Linked DNA regions of Homo sapiens: all the other regions are linked to region 1. A link is an interaction called in ENCODE POLR2A ChIA-PET data of the cell type or tissue named here. Cell type or tissue: Panc1. All regions are shown on one strand. Each heading gives the region's core, and the rest is flanking DNA. Links, peaks and the distances in the headings are about the cores only. Region 1 overlaps TNFAIP2 (TNF alpha induced protein 2). Region 2 has its middle 34 kb from the start of LINC00605. Region 3 overlaps EIF5-DT (EIF5 divergent transcript).

Region 1 (6,974 bases), core at 2,835-5,334:
ACCAGAGTCTTGGTTAAACTCAGCCCTGTGATTACAGTCTGCACCTCAGCGCTGAACTTGGCTTCACGCCAAGTCACAGGTTGCTGATGAACCCACTTCAAAGAGGCGCTGGACATGGCTGGTTGAGCCTACCCCTGAGACACTAAAGTATTTTCCTCCTCTCTCCTCCCATCTCCAGCAACACCACTTTCATTTTCTCAGTTAAATGTTCAGTTATAAAATGCTAATAATATAACACATTCACATGCCTCATAATGAAAATTTACAAGCTATACGGCCAAATACCTCCTTCCTAACTTCTGTCCCCATCCAACCCTGTTCACCTCTCTCTCTCTCTCTCTCTCTCTCTCTCAGACACACACACACACACCACAAACTCTGCTCTGCACTGTGCTTTTTTCCACTTAACGTTATGTGTCCTGAATGTCAACATGAGAACAGAGAGAACTTCCTCATTCTTTTTCACCGCCACATAGTACTCCATTGTTTGGGTGCACTGCAGTGATTTCCCTGGTGTCTGCCGATGGGCATTTAGGGAGTTTCCAGTATGTTGCTACTGTAACTGAAGTGACTAGTCTGGCACTCAAGTTGCTTTGCATAGCTGGTAGAGCATGGATAAGGTACATTCCTGGAAGGAGAATGGCTGCCTCACAGGTTCCTGCATTTGTCAGCCTGACCCGGAAGCCCAAATCACCCTCCACAGGGGCTGTGCAAAATGATGCCCCCAAAGCAGTGAGCGAGAGAGAGGGCCTGGCGGCCGGCAGCCTCGCACACAAAGTGTTGTCACTCACCGGGGTATTGGTCACTCTAATGAACCACATGCCCATTCTGCAGACATCTCAAACTTTAAAAAAAAAAAAGATTAATAGAAGATTTATTTAGCAAAAATACATATAGCCATTATTGCAAGACTTAAATGAGATGTTAAATGTTCAACCCAATTTTCTTTCCTGGATAAGTTTTTCTTTCATATCCCTGTCAGTTTTGAAAACATAATACCAGAAGAAGGGGGGCCCAATTCCACAGAGAGCTCCCAAGAGTGAGTTTCTGGGAGTGAGTCTGAAGTTGAGATAAACCTTTGCTGATCTTGCTTACGTTCAATGCATCTGGGCAGCGTCTTTGATGAGCCCTGGCGGTTAGGCTGGTGGCACTGAAGCAGGCCTCCAGGGTCTCCTGTTTAAGCAGGATTTTAAGGCCAACCCTGCGGCTTGCGCCTGCTGGGTTTCTGGAGATGTGTCATATTCGGCTGGGTTGAGGGTCCAGGGCAGAGTGGCCAGGCATGAGAGAAAATACTTTGGGTCAACACCTGTGAAAAGAAGGAAAAAATAAAAATAAAAAAAACACCAGAAGAATACTTTGGGAACAACATCGTGGTGACACAGGGCACAACTGCGAGTGCGGAGGGACCTCTCCCCCTGAACTTGACCAAGCGCTTCCTCAGCCCTTTCTCCCCTCCCAGGCCCTCCCTGTCCCTGGAAGCAGCCTGGTTCCCTCCCGGTCTCTTAGAAGCCCCTGGGCTGCTCTTTCCCTCAGCCCACCGAGAGCTCGCTCCATCTCACTGCACGAGGGGGCCCTCGCTGCCGCCCTCATCTCTCCCCTGGGGACCCCAGCGCCCCCGAAGGGCAGAGGGGTCTTTCCAAGCCATAAATCCCATGAGTTGAAACTCGCGTCTCCAGCCCCTTCCAGCCCCGCTCCCCAGCTGGAAGGAGCCCACTTACCGGCCCCCTCCTTCCTCCTGCGGAGTCTCCTGTCCAGGATCCCTTTTCCCCAGTCCTGCCGTCTTTCTTTGCCTGAAACCTGGAATTCCTCCCCGTTCCCGCCCGCCGGCCTCCGCAACCTCCTCCCTCCCCCGCAGCGCCCAGCCCGGGTCTGCTCCAGGCACCTCCTCAAGACCGGGCCTCCAGCGACTGTCCCTTTGAGCCGCCCTTTCACCCGCAGGCACCCCCGGCCCGTCCCCGCGCCTGCACTCAAGCTGCTTGTTTGCTTGCTCCTGGCTCCTGCAGGGAGCGTCAGCCCCCGGGCTGCTTCCCACTGCTGGAGGCCGGGGGCGCCCGGTGTTCCGCGGGGGCTGCGGCCTCCCCGCTCCACCCCTGCTCACAGGAGCCTGGGCAGCCCGGGGCCCGTCCTTGCACAAAGGCACCAGGCCTGGCCCAGGCCCCGCTCCGCCCGCCCTGTCCCCGCGCTGGGGGACTCGCTCCCCTCCGCCGGGCAGATCCTCCTCTCCGGGGGATTTTCCTGGAGAAGTTACTGGTGCAGATCCAACAGCTGGCGGGACAGTGACCCGGAAGGCCCCCGCCCCGAAAAGCAGGAACAGCAGGAACCTCCAAGGCGCCGCCCGCACCCTCTTCCTCCTCGCCTGGGGCCTCGCGCCCGGAGCCCGCCCCTCTGCCAGGGGTGGACGCAGCCCGGGGAGGGGGGTCCACCTGGCCCCAGGTCCCGCCGCGCTCCGACGACTCGGCCCGCCCTGGCCGCCGCGAGGCTGGGGGTCACTTTGGGACCTAAGTCCGCCCCCGTGGGAGAATGTGTGCCAGGGCCCACTGACAGCTTCCATCGGGGCTCAGGCGCCATCTCTCCCCACGTTTGCCCAGGGTCAGGGGGCCATGCAGGGGAGAGTCGCGCTGCCCCCACTTCCCCCTGACCCTGTGCTCCGAGGAGAGGAACGGGAACTCGCCCGCCCAAGGCCCACGCTCCCCACGTGGCTCAACCAGGCCAGGACCTCGCAGCCACATGGACCGGCGGGTCCAGGAGCCGGGCAGAGGGTCTCCGTGCCAAGCCGCACTGCCCCTGGCCCTCGTCTCCCTCCTTTCTCTCACTGCACGGTGGCCTCATGCCATCCGCTTTGGCCCCAAGAATGGAACTCAGGAGAAAGGGCCTGCCCTCCCCCACCCCCAGCTCCGGGCTGTCCCAGGCCCTGCTGAAGCCCACACCCCTCTTCAGGTGCACACGGCTCCCCTTGGGGCCCTCCCCGGCCTCTGTGCAACGTTCATCAAGGTACCCTTCTTCCCTTCCAGGGACTCTGCTCCTTCCCAAATTCCAGGCCAGATTGGCTGCGGAGAGGCCCACCCTTCCGTGGCAGCTGAGCCCGTCTCTGAATACAAACCAGACCTCCTGTGTCCACAGCTGTAGCTTTCAGGTCAATGCCAGCATGGTAAGAGTCAGTTCCCACTCTGTGTCCCGTGCATGCGGTTGAAATGGCTGCCCCGTGTCCACCCCACCCTCTTCCTCAGTAAAGGACGGTGGAGGAAGCCCCAAAGGGTCACAGTCCCCTTTTTACAGATGAGGAAACTGAGGCACGGAAGGGTGAAGTGACTGTCCATGCCCTACAGGCAGACACTTCCAAAGCTCCTGCTCACAGTGAGGGGATGGTGGGCCATCTCCTGCCTGGACCACATGAGGTGCTCTGGGGGCTGGGACAGGCTGGGGATTGACACAGAACCTAGGTAGGTTTGCCCGGACCCCTAGAGGCTCAGAAAGCTGCTAAGGCTGCCTGGCTGGGCCCCCCATCATTGTGCAGCTCCCAAAATAAATCACTCCACAGCCACTTTTGAATTCTGTTTTATATCAAGCTATAAAAACCTGGATCCTGTTCAACATACATACAAAAGCAGTACTCTAAAAAATAATTATTATTATATTAACAATATCAAACACGCTAACTCCTACACACGTACAAAGACCTTGGGCATCCTTTATACCGGCCACTTCCTGGCCACAGCTTTGTAAGGCAGTACCTGGGAAAAGGGGACGGACCCAAGAGAGCCGGCCCCAAATCCTGACTCAGCACTGCAGAGGCATCAGCCGGGCTGAGTCATGCCTGAGTCCGAAGGGCCCCCTCTCAGGCTGAGAAGGAACTTTCAGGCCCAGGGAGGAGCAGAGCCTTAGGGGGAGCACATGCCGAGCAGGAAAACGAGCTCACATTTTCCTGGGGTAGAGCGAGGTGCCCGGCAGGGCAGGGGATGAACGGAGGGTGCGGTGGGCAGAATAACGGCCTCCCAAAGATGTCCACGTGACAGTCCCCAGAGCCTGTGACTATGTTAGGTTACACAGCCAGTGGGAACTAAAGTTGCAGATGGAACTAAGGTGGCTAATCAGCTGACCTGAAAATAGAAAGACGACCTGGGTTCTCTGGGTAGGCGCAATGTGATCATAAGCGTCCTTAAAAGCGGTAGAGCAGGCCGGGTACAGTGACTCATGCCTATAATCCCAGCACTTTAGGAGGCTAAGGCTACAAGATCCCTTGAGCCCAGGAGTTCCAGACAAGCCTAGGCAACAGAATGAGACCCTGTATCCACAAAAAATATGTAGCTGGGCGTGGGGGATTGTCTCAGGGGACTGAGACAAGAGGATCACTTGAACCAGGAGGTCCAGGCTGCAGTGAGCCTTGATGCCATGACCAGGCCACTGCACTCCAGCCTGGGCAACACAGCAAGACCCTGTCTCAAAAAAAAAAAAAAAAAAGTGGTGGAGGGAGGCAGGAGAGGGGAGGCCTCAATGAGGTGACGGGAAAAAGATTCAACTACCCACAGCTGGCTCTGAAGATGGAGGAGCCTGAAGTCAAGAATTACGGTCAGCCTCTAAAAATGAAAAGGCCAGAAATGAATTCTCCCCTAGAGCCTCCAGAAGGAGTGCAGGACTGCCGACACCCAGATTTGAGCCCCGGGTCAGCCTTCTGACCCGCAGAACTGGAAGACCTCGTTTTGATCCACGAAGTTTGTGGAAACCTGTCACGGCAATAGGAAACAAATACAGAGGCCAAAGGGTCAACAGTGAGAGGTCAAGCTTGCCCTGCCCCTGCCCAGACCTCAGCCAGACTTCTGGGTGGCAGGGCCCACGGTGGCACCCCCAGGGCCTGTCCCTGCCTTGGGGAAGGGGGAGCCTGAGAGGACCCAGGAGGTCTTGGGCCCTTCGGTAGTAGACACCAAGCCCTCGGGGGACCACCCTCTAGTTGAGGCCTTGGGGGATGAAGAGGGAGGGCTCAGGGCCCCATTGCAGGGCCAGCCTGTAGGGGCCGTGGGGCCACCTGGATGTGACGTCTAATGCTGGCGGTGCTCACAGCTCGCCACAGGACCCTAAAAGCCCCTGCCAGACGAGAGCTCATCTTTTCCTTCTTTCTCTTCCAGTTCTGTCTTCCATTCCACCATTGCTGAATCCCGCTCACGGCGGCCCTGGGCTGCAGAGGGCAGATGGGTGAGGCTCGGCCCCTGTCTCCAGAGAGCTGAAGAGGGCCCTCGGCCCCACCCACGAGGAGGACAGTCATGAGGCCGACTGTGGAGGGGCTCTGGACAGAGGTGTCCGGGGATCCCTGAGCCTGGCTGCACTCTCCCTCCTGGTTCTTTCCTTGCGTGCACACGATCAGCTATCGTTTACAAAGAGTCCTTGGTGTTGCCTGGTTGGCTGCCCAGGATGGGAGCTCCTGCCCCCATCGGACATGTAAACAAACCAAGGTCTGTCCAGTTCCAGCTGACAGGGCCTGCACCTCCGCCAGGGCTAGGCAGAAGTAGCATCAGAGCACAGGAGACCCGGGAGGAACCGAGAACCAGCGCTGCTCTTAACAGCTCCCAGCGGGGTGTGCCCAAGGCTTGCTGGGCACTCACAGGCAGGTCAGGCCACAGGAAAAGCTAACCAACCTTTATAAGGGAAAATAGGGGCCGGGAGGGCTCCTGCGCCCCCATGCTGACGTCCAAGATGCTCCGGATGCGCTTGACCTCACTGTTGGATAGGTTCCCCTTGATGGCCAGGATAGCGCTCAGGTGGCCTTTGCTGGCAAAGAGAGCATCCTGTCAGCCCAGCCTGTCACCCACACCCCTACTCACCAGCTCCCTGCACTCCCGGCCAGTGCCACAGGGCCCGACAGCCAACGCCCGGCCCACGAGGGGGCTGCACTTCACTCTCCCTCACCCATGCCCTCCACCTGATGGTCCCAAGAGCAGCCATGCCCCAGCCTGCTTCAGGCCTCCGCACCGGCTGTTCCCCTGCAATGTTCTTCCCAGGCCCTGAGATGACCGCCTCTTCCCACCCCTTAGGTCTCCGCTAAGATGTCCACCCCCAAAAGGCTTTCTTGTCTCTAAAGTCGGCACCTCCTATCATTCACAACCTTGGTTAAACCCTATTTACAACTTGTAATTGTCTGTTTCTTTGCCTGATTATGTCATTAGTATTGCTGGCCCTCAACAGAATGAGCTACTTAAGGGAGGACTGAGACCTGGCTTCCCTTGTACTTCATTGCATCCTGGTAACTAGAACAGAGGCTGACACCTAGCAGACTTCTCCATAATTGTTGGTGGCATAGGTAGATGGATGGTGGGTGGGTGAGCAGATGGATGAGAGCTAGATGGGTGGAGGGATGGGAGCATGGATGAGTGAGTAGATGCATGGGTGGATGGGTGGGTGGGTGAGTGGTTGAGTGGATGGATAGCTAAATGGGTGGAGGGGTGGATGGATGAGTAGATGGGTGGATGGGTGCTTACATGGGTAGGTGGATGAATAGATGGATGGATAGACGGGTGGGTGGGTGGGTGGGTGGATGGGTAGACAGGTGATGAGTGGGTGAGAAGATAGACGGATAGCCAGATGGGTGAAGGAATGGGTGGATGAGCAGATGGGTGCTTGTATGGTGGGTGAATGAATGAATGGGTGGAATGGATCAGACAGGGACTGGACTTGGCGAAGCTGGGGTCAACCCTGTCAAGACCCATTCAAACTTACCCTAACATGTCAGAGGACCCAGCCCAGGAAGAAACAATGTCCCTGGCCCACCAGAACTTCAGGCAGCCAAGGGCTAAGCCTCCACTCCCGAATATGAGCCCTGGTCCCAGAGCATAGGCCTAGGCCGCAGAGGCCCCCCAGGCTGGGTGAAGCTGGCCTCTCTGGTCTCAGTCTCCCCTGTGAGAGGCAGTGTCAGGTAAAGCTAAGAGTGTGGGCCATGCAGCCAGACACTAACTAGCCGTGTCACCTTGGACACATCCTGTGAGCTC
Region 2 (6,974 bases), core at 2,588-5,087, 86 kb before region 1:
CCTAAGAACATTCTTCAGACGCCTCCTGGACGACCCAAGAGCAGGAAACTCTGGGTCACCCCCTGGCAGGGCCCTGCCTCCCCAGGTAGGGCTGAGTGGCCGTGGCCGCACAGGACATTCAGGGTTGTTCAGTGTACTGTGTTGTCAGGAGAGTCTTATTTTTGAAGAGATGGAGCAACTGAAAATGGTGTTTGTGTGATAACAAGCGTGCTCTGGGAATAACCAAAAGAGAAGAAGCTCGTCCTCAAGGCTGGGCCTGAGTGAAGAGGAAGAGAGGACAGGTCCAGGGTTCCGGGAGCTCAGCCGGGCAGCAATTCTGAGGGGAAGTGACATGTGTCTGCCGGGGTCTTCAGTTCCTGCAAAGAAGTTTGACAAGAGCAAAAAAAACAGTGTTAATTAACATCACACAGGCTGCTCAGTGTGGATGGGTTTGAGATGTCTCAGGCTCATGAATCCCTCAGAGCAAAATATTTTCTTCGACAGAAAACACAAAGCTAGTGTTGTTTTGTTTTGTTTTGGGACAGAGTCTCACCCTGTCACCCAGGCTGGAGTGCAGTGACAGGATCTCGGCTCACTGCAACTTCTGTCTCCCTGGTTCTAATGATTTTCCTGCCTCAGCCTCCCAAGTAGCTGAGGCTACAGGCGCCTGCCACCACGCCCAGCTAATTTTTGTATTTTTAGTACAGATGGGGTTTTGCCATGTTGGCCAGGATGGTCTTGAACTCCTGGCCTCAAATGATCCACTGCCTTGGCCTCCCAAAGTGCTCAGATTACAGGTATGAGCTACCAAGCCCACTGGGAGAAAATAAAAAGCGAGTTTTATCTTTTATATCCGTTACTATGACAGATCTTGAAGCTGGTTTCTTAGAAAACAGGGAAGATATTTGTCCTTTGTTACATTCTTGAGTCCTTTTAAGTCTTACTTTGAAAAAGCCAAGTGCGTACTTGTGTGTGTATTTATTTATAGTTAAGAGTAAACAGAGCCATTCCTCGGCCCCAGACTCTAAGTGTTGTGCGCGATTCTCTCGTCATCGCTGCTCTGATCTTGTCTGTCCCATATTCAAGGCAAACAGACAGAAACAGTTCTTCGAGGCCAGTGTCTTTCTGGGAACTCCCGGGTGGCCACTGGACTACATCAAGGATTTATTCTCTCATTGTAGGAAACAAAGGCTGCTTTTAAGTAACTGGATGTGCTTTGCGTTCTCCAGGCTTTAGCGCTTTGGGGAACTGCCCCGTGGCTGATGGCAAGGAGGGAATTTGGCCAGTTAAGTGTCCTCTGTCCCTGGTCAGTCCCGACGGTCAAGCAACACAGGATGTGCGGGTCTCACTCTCGTGTGCCCCTCAGAGGAAGTGCACTCTCGCTGCTGTTCAGAGACAAGCCTGGTATTATTTAACAGTTATAGTTAGTTAACAGTTAACAGTTCTGGGTTTAACGTGCCTATCACCTGGTGATGATGAAACCAGCTCTGTGGGAGAATCTAGTGACCTGCCAGTTCTTCCAGCGTCCCCTCCCAGGGGCGTCGCTGAGGAAGCGCTGAGGCTGACGCTGTGTCTCCAGGCCCGTCCTCGTCCCTGCCAACGTTGGGGGCTCTGACTGTAACTCATGACTCGGGTGCCCATCATCAACAGGTGGTTTCTGCTTTTCCCTCGAGCTTACCTTGAGGACCTGCACTTCAAGCTACAGATCGGAAGTGGAATCTTTCAACAGGAAATACGCAAGGACCCTCCAAGGACTCTGTCCTCAGCCACTGAGATGTGGGGAGTGGGCTCGGGACACAGGCTGCCCAGGTCTTCTGCCCCCATCACCACGAAGGGACGCAGTGGACCAAGCCACGCCTTCCTGGATTCTTAGCCCAGACATAGTTCTGAACGACAGAACTAAGAACAGCCTCATCAGACTAAGCCACTAAGCAGACCAAACGCAGAGACCTCACGCTGACTTCAATGTTCTATTTGGGCTTGGGGGGCGGGAGGATCCTCTGTGGGTGTTTTGTTTGTTTTGGTTCTTTTGTTTTTTGTTTTGGAGACAGGGTCTTACTCTGTCCCCAGGGCTGGAGTGCAGTGGTGCCATCTTGGCTCCCTGTATCTTCTGCCTCCTGGGCTCAAGTGATCCTCCCACTGCAGCTCCACCACGCCTGGCTAATTTTTCCTTTTTTTTTTTTTGGTAGAGCTGGGGTTTCGCCATGTTGCCCAGGCTGCTCTCGAACTCCTGGACTCGAGGAATCTTCCCGCCTCTGCCTCCCAAAGTGCTGGGATTATGGATGTGAGCCACCCTGCCCAGCCTCGATGTTCTATTTGTTATGAGCTTGCAGTCAGCCTCTTCTTAATCTTAAATCCATGGTTTAAAAGTTCTACTTGTAGAAACTGGATAAAATAAAATATTTCAAAAATGGTTCTGTGTTCCGACAGGCCCATCAGAATCCCAAAACACCTCACCAAGTTCTCAGATTGTTATGTAGATCAACAGCCAATTCACAGCCTGAAAGTTAAGGATGATTCTGCGGCAAATACTGTTAAATTGGCCTTGACACAATTACCCCAAGCCATGAGCATTGGTAATATTATCACGGTGCCTTCATGAAATCTGCTTAACTCCTAACTAAGCTCGTGGAGAGTAAACCAGCTGTCCCCCTTGCTCTGAGGATGGAGGGACAAAGACTTTGTGTCCTGTGTGGAGATGCGGCCCGAGGTTCTCCCGGGAGCCTGGCCGGGCTCTCCTCTGCAGTCTGGAGCCGCAGCCTGGAGGGTGGGGGCATCCCAGACAGCGGGGGCCCCTGTGGTTTGGGTGCAAGCACTGCAGGTGGAGGTGGATCCTGGGTGGGCAACTGGTCCCTCCTCTGTTGCTCATCACTGCTACGGGCTGGAGCACAGGTGCCCAGATCACCGCTCCGAGCGTGGTGCCATTCCCGGGTTCAGCTCTGAGGGCACGGAGTCCTCTGTGTTTCAATCAACCACCTTGTCTCCTGAAGGAAATGGATGCAGACTACTAGGAACAAATGCATCTGGAGAGATTTCTTTTCTTTTCTTCTTCTTTTTTTTTTTTTTGAGATAGAGTTTCGCTCTTGTTGCCCAGGCTGGAGTGCAATGGCATAATCTCGTCTCATTGCACTTCCTTCCTGCAACTTCCGCCTCCCGAGTTCAAGCAATTCTCCTGCCTTAGCCTCCCGAGTAGCTGGGATTACAGGCATGTGCCACCACGCCCAGCTAATTTTTTTTTTTTGAGGCAGAGTCTCGCTCTGCCACCCAGGCTGGAATGCAGTGGCGTGATCTCAGCTCACTGAAGTCTCCCTCCACCTCCCGGGTTCAAGCGATTCTCATGCCTCAGGCTTCCAAGTAGCTGGGATTACAGGCATGCACCACCAAGCTAGGCTAATTTTTTTTTTTTTGTATTTTTAGTAGAGACGGGGTTTCACCATGTTGCCCCGACTGGTCTTAAACTCCTGAGCTCAGGCAATCCACCCACCTCGGCCTCCCAAAGTGTTTGGATTACAGGCATGAGCCACCGGGCCCAGCCTGAGATTTCCCATTCTTGAAGGATGGAAGTTTCTAGATTGGCAGGGGCAAGCTGCTGCTCAGCCTAGTAAAGGAAAAAGATGAACTGTTCTCTCTAAAGGTTTGTCCGGTGGGTTTTGTTTTTTCGGTCTGTAAGATTATCTTCCAAAAAAATGGGATTTTTTTTCCCTCCCGCTTCAATCCCTACACCACAGTTTTTGCAAGGAGCTCTAATACTGTGGGAAATAACGGGACCAGTGGTGGCATCTTCTATCTACCCTCTTCTGTTGTTCTATTTACCTGTCTATAACATTTGCTGTTCTAACCATTCTTAGATATATTCCAAGGCACAAAGAACTGCAAATTATAAAGGTCATTTCAGAGTTGATTTAATAATTTTGACACAAATCTGAAACTCAGGGATATAAGATAGACAAAAATACTACGACTCGAAGTTGTCAGCAAATAAGGTAATAGAACTATGAAAGAAGTAAAAATGTTAGATTTCGGTCAGGCGAGGATCACACCTATAGTCCCAGCACTTTGGGAGTCCGAGGTGGGAGGATTCCTCCAGCCCAGCCTGGGTAACATAGCAAGAACCCCATTTCTTTTCTTTTCTTTTCTTTTCTTTTTCTTTTGGACACAGGGACTCCTCCTGTGGCCCAGGCTGAAGTGCAGTGGTCACAACTCACTGTGGCCTTGACACTCAACCTCCTAGGCTCAAGGGATTCCCCCACATCCCTCCTGCCCCACCTCAGCCTCCCAAGTAGCTGGGACTACAGGCATGCATCACCACACTGGGCTAAGTTTATTTTTTGCAGAGACGGGGTCTCTCTATGTTGCTCAGGCTGGTCTCAGACTCCTGGGCTCAATCTATCCTCCTGCCTCAGGCTCCCAATGTGCTGAAGTTACAGGCCTGAGCCACTGCACCTGGCCTGCCTCTACATATTAAAAAAAAAGTTTATAATGCCATTCCTAATGAAAACCTAACACTGACATACCAAAACAAGTCTGTACTTTCCAACTCTGTCCACTGCATGGCCTAGAAGCCTCAAGCCCTCGGGTATGCCAAGCACAGCCGCCTGCAGTGGCTGGTTTCCGAAGACCCTTCCCGCTGCACGGTCTTGGGGGAAAGTCACAAAGGAGCTGGGGCTGCTGCGTTGCCCAGAAGCCGGGGCGGTGCCCGGAGACTCAGGAGGGCAGGTTAGAGGGAGCCAGAATTCACTCCAAGGCTCTGCTGGTCACATTCAGGGACAATGTCAAAACAGGTGACTGTGGCTCAATGAAACACATGGAAAAATAGCAAAAATTCCCGCCTCTAGAGACACAAAGGAGAGGCTGAGTCTAGAAAGGGACAACAGCCAGAGCTGGAGACCGGAGTCTCCCAGCACACCCTTCCAGCTGCTACTGCGGGGTGGTCAGGGCTTGGGCAAGGATGACACCCCCCCAGTCTGTGGCCTGCCTCGGTGGGACCAAATTACACAAACCAGGAAAGCAGACCAAGTTCCCCAAGCACAGCACCTGGGAGGCCCCTCACCCAGCCCCCCACCTCTATCGGAGCCTGCCTGAGCCTCCCGGTTTCCCTTCTAAAGCCCTCCCACCTGCCCGCCTGCTGGCCTCTGCCACACCCAAGGGAGGGGCCCAGGCCGCTGCTCCACAGGCCCTGAATTAAGAGGCCCGTGGTCCTCATTTGGGTGGTCTTCACAATTTCCACACGGAAAGACAGAAAAAAATAGGACCTGCACAAAAGCCGTCTTCAGTCAGCAGGGAAATGCAAACGAAGCCCAAAGGGACATCGCCCAGGCCCCTGGCCATGGTTAGAAGAGACATCACCCAGGCCCCCGTCCGTGGTCAGAAGGGACATCACCCAGGGCCCCGGACCTAGTTAGAAGGGACATCACCCAGGGCCCCGGACCTAGTTAGAAGGGACGTCACCCAGGGCCCCGGCCATGGTTAGAAGGGACGTCACCCAGGGCCCCGGCCATGGTTAGAAGGGAAAGAGATGCCATCCACCAGGACTCTCGCTGCTGGGAGTGTCCAGGGACACCACATAGGTAACGCTGAATTTAAGTAAAACCACGACGGAAACAGGACTGTGGTAACCCCTCCACCCTGTGTGCTCCATCCCATCGTCCAGCTGTACACCCTTAATAAATACAATTTATATCCATCAATTACACCGCAATAAAGCTGGGGAACCATTTTTTAAAAACTACCTCTTGCATGTAACGATTGATAAGAACTTGCAAAGCTGGGAAGGCACCGATTTAAAACTCGCGCCAACGCGGCTGCGCGTTGCCTGGAGGCCACGGCCTCGCCCGGCCCCTGCGCGGGCACTGGACGTCCCGCAGGCTGCATCTGGCGCCCCGATGAGCGCTCCTGGACCCCCGCGGCCTCGCTTCCAGCCACGACCTCCAGGGCACGGCGCCACCCCGACGGCCCAGCCAAGGCCTCCCCGCCGAGGCCGACGCCCTCGCCACGCCCTGGTGCCCCGAGGAGTCGCCGGCTCCCGCGCGCAGAGCTCCCCAAGCCTGGGCGGGCGCCTGGATAGCGCGACCGGCACGGACCCGCACGGGGTCTTGGCAGAGACGCGCGGGACTTGGCGGGGGCCACTCCCTCCTGGCGGGCGGGGCAGGAAACGCGCCGCGAGGCTGCGGGGGGCGAGGGGAGGGAAGGGGCGAAGGAACCTCAGCCTCCCCACCCCAGCCCCGCCCCCGGGCCCAGCTCCGACCCCGATGCGTCCCTGAGGCCTGGGTCCCAGGGGCTCTCCGCGCCCGGTCGCCCCTTCCCGGAGTCGCCACGTCCAGATCTTGTCACCGGCCCGGGACCACCTCGTGGGCCGGGCGGGGTGAAGTGCCGTTAGGAAGGACGGTCCCATGGGATGGGGGGCCGGGGAACAGGAGACGCACGCCAGGTCGGGAGAAGAGGACGGACTGCGCAGAGCAGAGGCCGCAGAGGGTCGGCCCGGGAGCGCGGGGGTCCCTCCACACGCTCCCCGTCCCCGCTTCCCACGCGGCTCCCTTCGGACCCCAGGGCAGGTGGGGACGAAGAAGTGAGTCGGGTCCCCGCTGCGGGCCGTCGTCCCCTCCAGCCAGGCCATCTCCAGGGCTTCAGGTTGGGGAAGGGGCTCCTGTGGCCTCCTGACCTCGGGCCTCGCAAGTGTCTGCCCTGGGGTAGGCACTGACTTGGTGTGGATTGATTGATGAATTGACTGGAAGAAGGAAGGCACCCTAGGAACTGCAGGCTCTTCCACTTAGGGCCTGGGTTTCAACTCAGTCCCCACTCACCACCTTTTCCATGTGTCTTCAAAGCCCCTCTTCACTCGGGGGTGACCCTGTCTGTCCAGAGGGCTTGCAGCCTTCAGGGACGCAGTTTCCAGTTTCTGGGCGCCCATATGGACTCTCCCCTGAAGGCCACCTCCCCTTCCCCTGGGAGCAGGGGGCCTGCAGTTTCTCCCACTGCTCACCTTGAACTTTCTTCCT
Region 3 (6,974 bases), core at 2,512-5,011, 190 kb before region 1:
CACCACTGCACTCCAGCCTGGACAACAGAGCGAGACTGTCTCCAAAAAAAAAAAAAAAGAAAATTTTTATTATTTAGAGAGAGGCTCTCATATTTTAGTTCTGTTGAAACTCTCCCATTCTTTCTGAAACTTGGATTTTTTTTGTGAAAACTTGAGTCTTAAAAACACATCCATAGTTCACCCTGAAGTTTGAAGACCTCACTTGACTGATGGAGCGAGAGCCCCGCTAACCTGCACTCTGGTCTCTAAGGTGCAGTCATCGAGAAGTCCTGAGCGGCCGTGCAGGTTTCCCGATCTGGAAAAGAGAAATGTTGCTGAGGACAGGATGAGGTAGATAAGGGGCTGCCCTTTGTTTTGGACCAGTTGCATTTGCACTGAGGTTAGAATTGGCAGCTATGTTGATTTTTATATCAAAATCCAAGATCGTGCTTCCATAACTAAAAGCTTTATAAACAACTTAAAAATTGGCAGTGTTGGTAGGAAGAAATAAAGGCACAATCCAGAATTGAGAGGTGATTTGTGTCCTTTAGGGCAGGGACTTTTATAATCCCGCAGTGTGTACCTTGGTGTATAGTTGTTAAGCCAAGTGCACAGTGCCTTGTGAGTACCAGGGTTCCCATCAGACAAACTAGAAAAGGGGATCCCAGACATGCTGCTGCTGTTTCACTGTGGAGCATGACTTAGCAGTATTGAAACAGATCTGACTTTTTGCTTGGCAGCACAAAAATGATGTTATTTTAGAAACTCTGTTGGAAAGTATAGGCATGAAACTAGTCTGAGGTGAGAGGCCTGCCTTTTCAGAAAAGTTTTAATGAAACACGAAGTAATTAGCTTTTTTGTATGTTTAGTGGCACAATTTTTAATTTCGTTGAAGTTTGTAATAATTTTAACTGCTTTTTAATATGTGTACCACTCATTTGTATGCAACCATGGACAACTTAAAAAAATACTTTTGTGTTCTTTTTCTCCCTTTTATTTTTAGTTAATACATAATAACACATTTGTGGGATACAAAGTGATATTTCAGTACATGTATACAACGTGTAATGATCAAAGCACAGTAATCAGCATATCCATCACCTCAGATGTTTATCATTTCTTTGTGTTGGGAACATTCAGAATTCTCTCTTCTAGCTTTTTGAAAATATACAATAGATTGTTGTTAAGTATATTTACCTTGAAATACTACAGAGCACTAGAACTTATTGAGCTGCAATTTTGTATCAACCTCTCCCTCTCCTCTCCTCCCACTAGCCTTCCCAGCTTCTAATAAACCACAATTCAAGTCTCTACTTCCATGAACTCGAATTTTTTTTTAGCTCCCACATATGAATGAGAATATGTGGTATTTATCTTTCTGTGCCTGACTTATTTCACTTAATATGATACTGTCCTCCAGTCTCAGCCATGTTGCTTCAGATAAAAGGATTTCATTATTTTTTTATGACTGAATAGTGTTCCAGTATATGTAAAACTTTTTTTTTTTGAGACGGAGTCTCACTGTATCACCCAGGCTGGAGTGCAAGTGGTCTGATCTCAGTTCACTGCAACCTCCGGCTCCCAGGTTCAGGCGATTCTCCTGCCTCAGCCTCCCAAGTGGCTGGGACAACAGGTGCGTGCCATCAAGCCCGGCTAATTTTTTTTTTTTTTTTTTAGTAGAGACAGGGTTTCACTGTATTGGACAGGCTGGTCTGTCTTGAACTCCTGTGTGATCCACCTGCCTTGGCCTCCCAAAGTCCTGGGAGTACAGGCGTGAGCCACCACGCCCAGCCTATAACACATTTTCTTTATCCTTTTTTTTTTTTTTTAAATAATAAGATGGCGCGGGAGGGGTGGGGGGGGGGCTCACTATGTTGCCTAGGCTGGTCTCGAACTCCTGGCCTCAAGCAGTCCTCCCACCTCGGCATCCTGAAGTGCTGGGATTACAGGCATGAGCCACTGCAACCAGCCTGTCCATTCATTTGTTGGTGGACGCTTAAGTTGATTCCATATCTTTTGCTATTGTGACTGGCGCTGCAATAAACATGGGGGTGCAGATATCTCTTTGATAATATTGATTTGATTTCCTTTGGATAAATACCTAGTAGTGGGATTGCTGGATCATATGGAAGATCTATTTTTAGTTTTTTGAGAAACCTCCATGCTGTTTTCCCTAATGGCTGTACTAATTTACCTTCCCACCCACAGTGCATCAGAGTTCCCTTTTCTCTGCACCCTTGCCAGCATTTGCTATTTTTTGTCTTTGTGGTTTTGATTTGCGTTTCCCTGTTGATTAGTGACATTGAGCATTTTTTCATACATGTGTTGGCCACTTGTATGTCTTTCTTGGAGAAATATCTATTGAGATCGTTTGTCTATTTAAAAATCAGATTTATTTATTTTTTGTCACTGAGTTGTTTGAGTTCCTTGTTTATTCTGGATATTGGCACCTAAAAATTACTCTTAATCATACCATTTGTTAAATGCTTATCATATCCTAGGAGTTTTCTAAGTTCTTGGAATACATTATCTTATTTCCCAGGCCCTATGAGGAATTCGTATTTCCATTTTACAAATGAGCGAACCAAGGCTTAGTGGAAAAAAATTAAGCAACTTACCCAAATCATGTACCTAGTAAGTGGCAGAGCTAGGATTTAAAGACAGCTCTGTCTGATCCCAAAGCCTGTTCCCTTAAAAATTATGTGGCATGGCCTCTCCAGATAAATACAAAAACAAACAAAACTAGGCATTTTACATATGTAATCCCATTCTTTAATAATCATGTAAGGAGATGTTGTTATACCCATTTTACAGGTGAGGAAAGAGACTCAGGAAGGTTAAGCAATTTTCCCCAAAGTCGCCTCCCTAATAAATGATGGACAGCGTTTGAACTCCAGCTTGTGTGACGCCAAGCTCATTGCACAATTCCACTTCCCGTTTCTGGATCTCCACCTCATTTGGCTGCATTATTTTCCCCAGTCAGGTGCTCACAGTCCGTGCACTAATGGACACTTGGTGCTTGTCAAAACCTTGCTGAATGAGTGCATGAATTGCACACCTCAGTGCATGCCCTGATGACAGGAATAGCTGCTGGAAAGGTAGATTGGTAAACTGGCCTTCTGGTTGTTTACACATTGGCTGTGACTCTGTTGAATGTGAATGAGTGTCCCCTCCCTCCCACCCCCCACCAAGATCAACTCTGCATGGACTGAGAGCCTTGTGTTTCTGAGCTGTGAGCTCTCAAATGGACTCAGATATTGTACACTGTGAGGGGCAGTGGTCCTCCTCTGTGACACCCACCTCTCAACTTTTTTTTTTTCTTTTTTTTTTGAGATGGAGTCTCGCTCCGTTGCCAGGCTGGAATGCAATGGCACGATCTCAGCTCTTGCAACCTCTGCCTCCTGGGTTCAAGTGATTCGCCTGCCTCAGCCTCCTCAGTAGCTGGGATTACAGGCACCTGCTACCATGCCCGGCTAGTTTTGTATTTTTAGTAAGAGACGGGGTTTCTCCATGTTGGTCATGCTGGTCTCGAACTCCCAGCCTCAGGTGATCCGCCCATCTCGGCCTCCCAAAGTGCTGGGATTACAGGTGTGAGCCACCGTGCCCAACCTCTCAACTTTTAAAGCTGCACACTGTTAACTGAAGTTCTTGTCCCCCCTACTTCAGGACAAGCTACAGGGTATATGCATAATTTTTCTTCTAGCACCAGCCAGTCACAGGGGTGTTCATAGAGCAGACATTTGAAGCTGCTGGAAGGGAACTGAAGGTTATCTGGTGAGTACAGAGGCATCGGCTGACGTGAGGGCTGGTGTCCTAAACCATGGTAATCTAGTGCATCCCTATCAATACATAATTCTGTGCTAGGCAGTGAGGGTGCAGGCCCGCCTACATCACAGACCCTGCCCAGGAGGTCACATGTAAACAAGTAGAGGCAAATATCTGCTTGCTGGACACCCCACTGAAGCTTGCCCTTCGTGAAATCTCTGATGCTCTGAACAGCATGTCTCCCTGCCTTCGTGACCTGCCCATCCCATGGCTAGGCTGCACCTACGCCACACCACTGGCATTCATGTCACTTGATTGCAGTTGCCTGTTTCCTTCTCTGACTTCCTTACTGGGCCAAGCAACTGGAGGGCAGGGGACTCATGCTTGAGAAGAAAGGATTCTGGACTTTGGCTGAGGAACAGGCCTTTAGTTCCAAAAGGGACAGAGGCAGGAAGCAGAGGTGTTTGAGGAAAGATAGGGGTCCAGGTGAGGGATCACTGGAGACTGACACAAAGTCTTCCTCCTCCGAAGTGTGGAGCTGTGATCCCACCCAGCAGCCATCCTGCATTGTCCCATTCCTGGAAAAAGAAAAAAACACAAAATGGCATTGATTCTGCCTGCGCAGCGTCCTACGTGTAGCAGATGACAGAGAAATGTGGATGGATCAGAGCAGGCCCTACAATATTGGATTGGTGTTGTCTTGGTCACATTGAAGACACACACAGCACCCCAGTGACAAATTCTCAGGGGTTGCAGGAGCTGCTGATCCCAGGACTGTCCTGTGCCTTAAAACTGGGGGACGCCCATGATGTTGGAACCCAAATACCCTTCTTCCCGTCAGCATAGTCTCAGCAGCTTTCTTTTGAGATATTCGAGCTGCCCTAATTTAGATAGTCTGTGGATAAGAAGAACAAAATCTCTGCCCCAATGGGTGTGTTGGAGAAGTGGTCCCCGGGTCTAATGGCGACGTGATGGGAGTGGCATTAGACTGATCATGGCTGTTAGAATTAGGAAGGTGCCAATGGCCTTGCCGTGCTGACAAAGCCTCGTCACCCATGCTCTCTCACTGTCCTCCTCACACCTTGGGAGGTGGCAAGTATACATTTTATTCCTTCATTTTATGGACGAGGAAGCCGAGACTCAGAGAGATGATTTGCCTCCAGTTGGGGGGTCAGGTGTCCTGATTCCCAGCTTCAGAGCTCTTCCCCCTGACTAGGGACTAATAGTCCTGTGTGGTGCATCTGGGTCCCAGGGATTTGCCTCTCTTCCCTCAGCTGGATTTCCTTTACTCCAGTGCTTTTGAAAGTTTCACATGAGGGGAGGCAGGATCCAAGTCATAACCCTGATAGCTAACACTATCCCAGAAGATCCACTCAGGTGTGCTGTCTTCAGACCTGTGAGGATGCGTTTTCCTTTATGCTACAGATTTTCATTAGCCACTGCATATCCTGCCCGGGGGGCGCCAGACACTGGAGATGCAAATGGACCCCAGAGTGGGGACTTCTTTTGTAAGACAGCATTGAAAAATATGAAAGATTTTAGGCCGGGCATTGTGGCTCACACCTGTAATTGCAGCACTTTGGGAGGCTAAGGTGGGTGGAGGTCAGGAGATTGAGACCTTCCTGGCTAACACGGTGAAACGCCATCTCTACTAAAAATACAAAAAATTAGCCGGGCGTGGTGGCGGGTGCCTGTAATCCCAGCTACTCGGGAGGCTGAGGCAGGAGAATCGCTTGAATCCGGGAGGCTGAGCTTGCAGTGAGCCAAGATCGTGCCATTGCACTATAGCCTGGGCGCCAGTGTGAGACTCCGTCTCAAAAAAAGAAAAGAAAAACATGGAAGATTTCACCTAAAAATTCAGATTTCTGGTTCCTTGGACAGTCGGAAGCCCTTGTACTCTGGGACATACCGACATGATAGATTTTCCAGGAGCCAAGTTTCAGCTGACCTTTTAGACCCAAAGTTGGGGACTGAATGCTCATAGAAAAGAACGAGTGACTCCCTATCCATGTGTGTGTGTGTGCTCTCCCCTTCCAGGTGTGCGTGTGTTCTCCCCCTCCAGGTGTACGTGTGCACTGTCCCCCTCCAGGTGTGTGTGTGCTCTCCCCCTCCAGGTGTGCGTGTGCTCTCCCCTCCAGGTGTACGTGTGCTCTGTCCCCCTCCAGGTGTGCGTGTGCTGTGTTCCCCTCCAGGTGCGCGTGTGCTCTCCCCCTCCAGGTGTGCTTGTGCTCTCCCCCTCCAGGTGTACGTGTGCTCTGTCCCCCTCCAGGTGTGCGTGGGCTGTATCCCCTCCAGGTGTGCTTGGGCTCTGTCCCCCTCCAGGTGTGCATGTACTCTCCCCCTCCAGGTGTGCATGGGCTCTGTCCCCCTCCAGGTGTGCATGTACTCTCCCCCTCCAGGTGTGCGTGGGCTCTGTCTCCCTCCAGGTATGGGTGTGCAGTGTTCCCCTCCAGGTGTGCGTGTGCTCTGTCCCCCTCCAGGTGTGTATGTAGGCTCTGTCCCCCTCCAGGTGTGTGTGGGCACTGTCCCCCTCCAGGTGTGCATGTGCTGTGTCCCCCCTCCAGGTGTGGGTATGCACTATTCCCCTCCAGGTGTGTCTGTGCTCTGTCCCCCTCCAGGTGTGTGTTTGGGCTCTCCCCCTCCAGGTGTGCATGTGCTCTGTCCCCCTCCAGGTATGTGTGTGGGCTCTGTCCCCCTCCAGGTGTGCATGTGCTCTGTCCCCCTCCAGGTGTGTGTGTGGGCTCTCCCCCTCCAGGTGTGTGTGTGCACCCACATCTGCCCCATCATTTATTCCCCATTGCTTGCCTTACCTCTGTGTTTATCTTTACTCATTTATTCATTCATTCAATGGATATGTACCACATGCCCTCTATCTGCCAGCCCTAGAGGATTTAAACAGCTAAGACATTGTTTCCCAGGGCTATTGTTAACAAAGCAACAGAAACTGTGTGGCTTAAAACAACAGAAATTCAGTTTTAGTTTTTGGCTGGGCACGGTGGCTCATGTCTGTAATCTCAGCACTTTGGGAGCCCGAGGCAGGCAGATCACTTTAGGAGTTTGAGACCAGCCTGGCCAACATGGTGAAACCCCATCTCTACTAAAAACAGAAAAATTAACCAGGCGTGGTGGTGGATGCCTGTAATGCCAGCTACTCGGGAGGCTGAGGCATGAGAATCGCTTGAACCTTGGAGTGCAGTGAGCTGATATCACGCCACGGCACTCCAGCCTGG

What was found. ChIA-PET counts read pairs that join two places held together with the same protein. Peaks named below come from ENCODE experiments on the same cell type or tissue, not always from the same donor. Only the 100,000 strongest peaks of a DNase experiment are listed, where the experiment ranks them.
Region 2: POLR2A ChIA-PET joins it to region 1 with 5 read pairs; 4 of 35 experiments call an interaction of 5 or more read pairs at or near these places.
Region 3: POLR2A ChIA-PET joins it to region 1 with 6 read pairs; 10 of 35 experiments call an interaction of 5 or more read pairs at or near these places.

Annotation. Positions count from the first base shown.
Region 1 is chr14:103,134,005-103,140,978 of GRCh38, reverse strand. It overlaps TNFAIP2 (TNF alpha induced protein 2), which reads right to left. Exons shown (of 12, transcript NM_006291.4): 12 at 3,540-5,760. The coding sequence ends at 5,619. It also overlaps the pseudogene NDUFB4P11. Among named protein-coding and RNA genes, the nearest start is that of TNFAIP2, 14 kb to the right of the region's middle. RefSeq lists enhancers at 533-582, 613-662, 5,166-5,667. In Panc1, for the core only: no CTCF peak of the experiment used is centred there; DNase peaks (open chromatin) are centred at 3,814 and 4,049; H3K27ac peaks cover 2,500 bases.
Region 2 is chr14:103,219,821-103,226,794 of GRCh38, reverse strand. No RefSeq gene overlaps it. Among named protein-coding and RNA genes, the nearest start is that of LINC00605, 34 kb to the right of the region's middle. RefSeq lists an enhancer at 1-282. In Panc1, for the core only: no CTCF peak of the experiment used is centred there; no DNase peak of the experiment used is centred there.
Region 3 is chr14:103,325,990-103,332,963 of GRCh38, reverse strand. It overlaps EIF5-DT (EIF5 divergent transcript), which reads left to right. Exons shown (of 1, transcript NR_158216.2): 1 at 1-1,292. Among named protein-coding and RNA genes, the nearest start is that of EIF5, 4.8 kb to the left of the region's middle. In Panc1, for the core only: no CTCF peak of the experiment used is centred there; no DNase peak of the experiment used is centred there.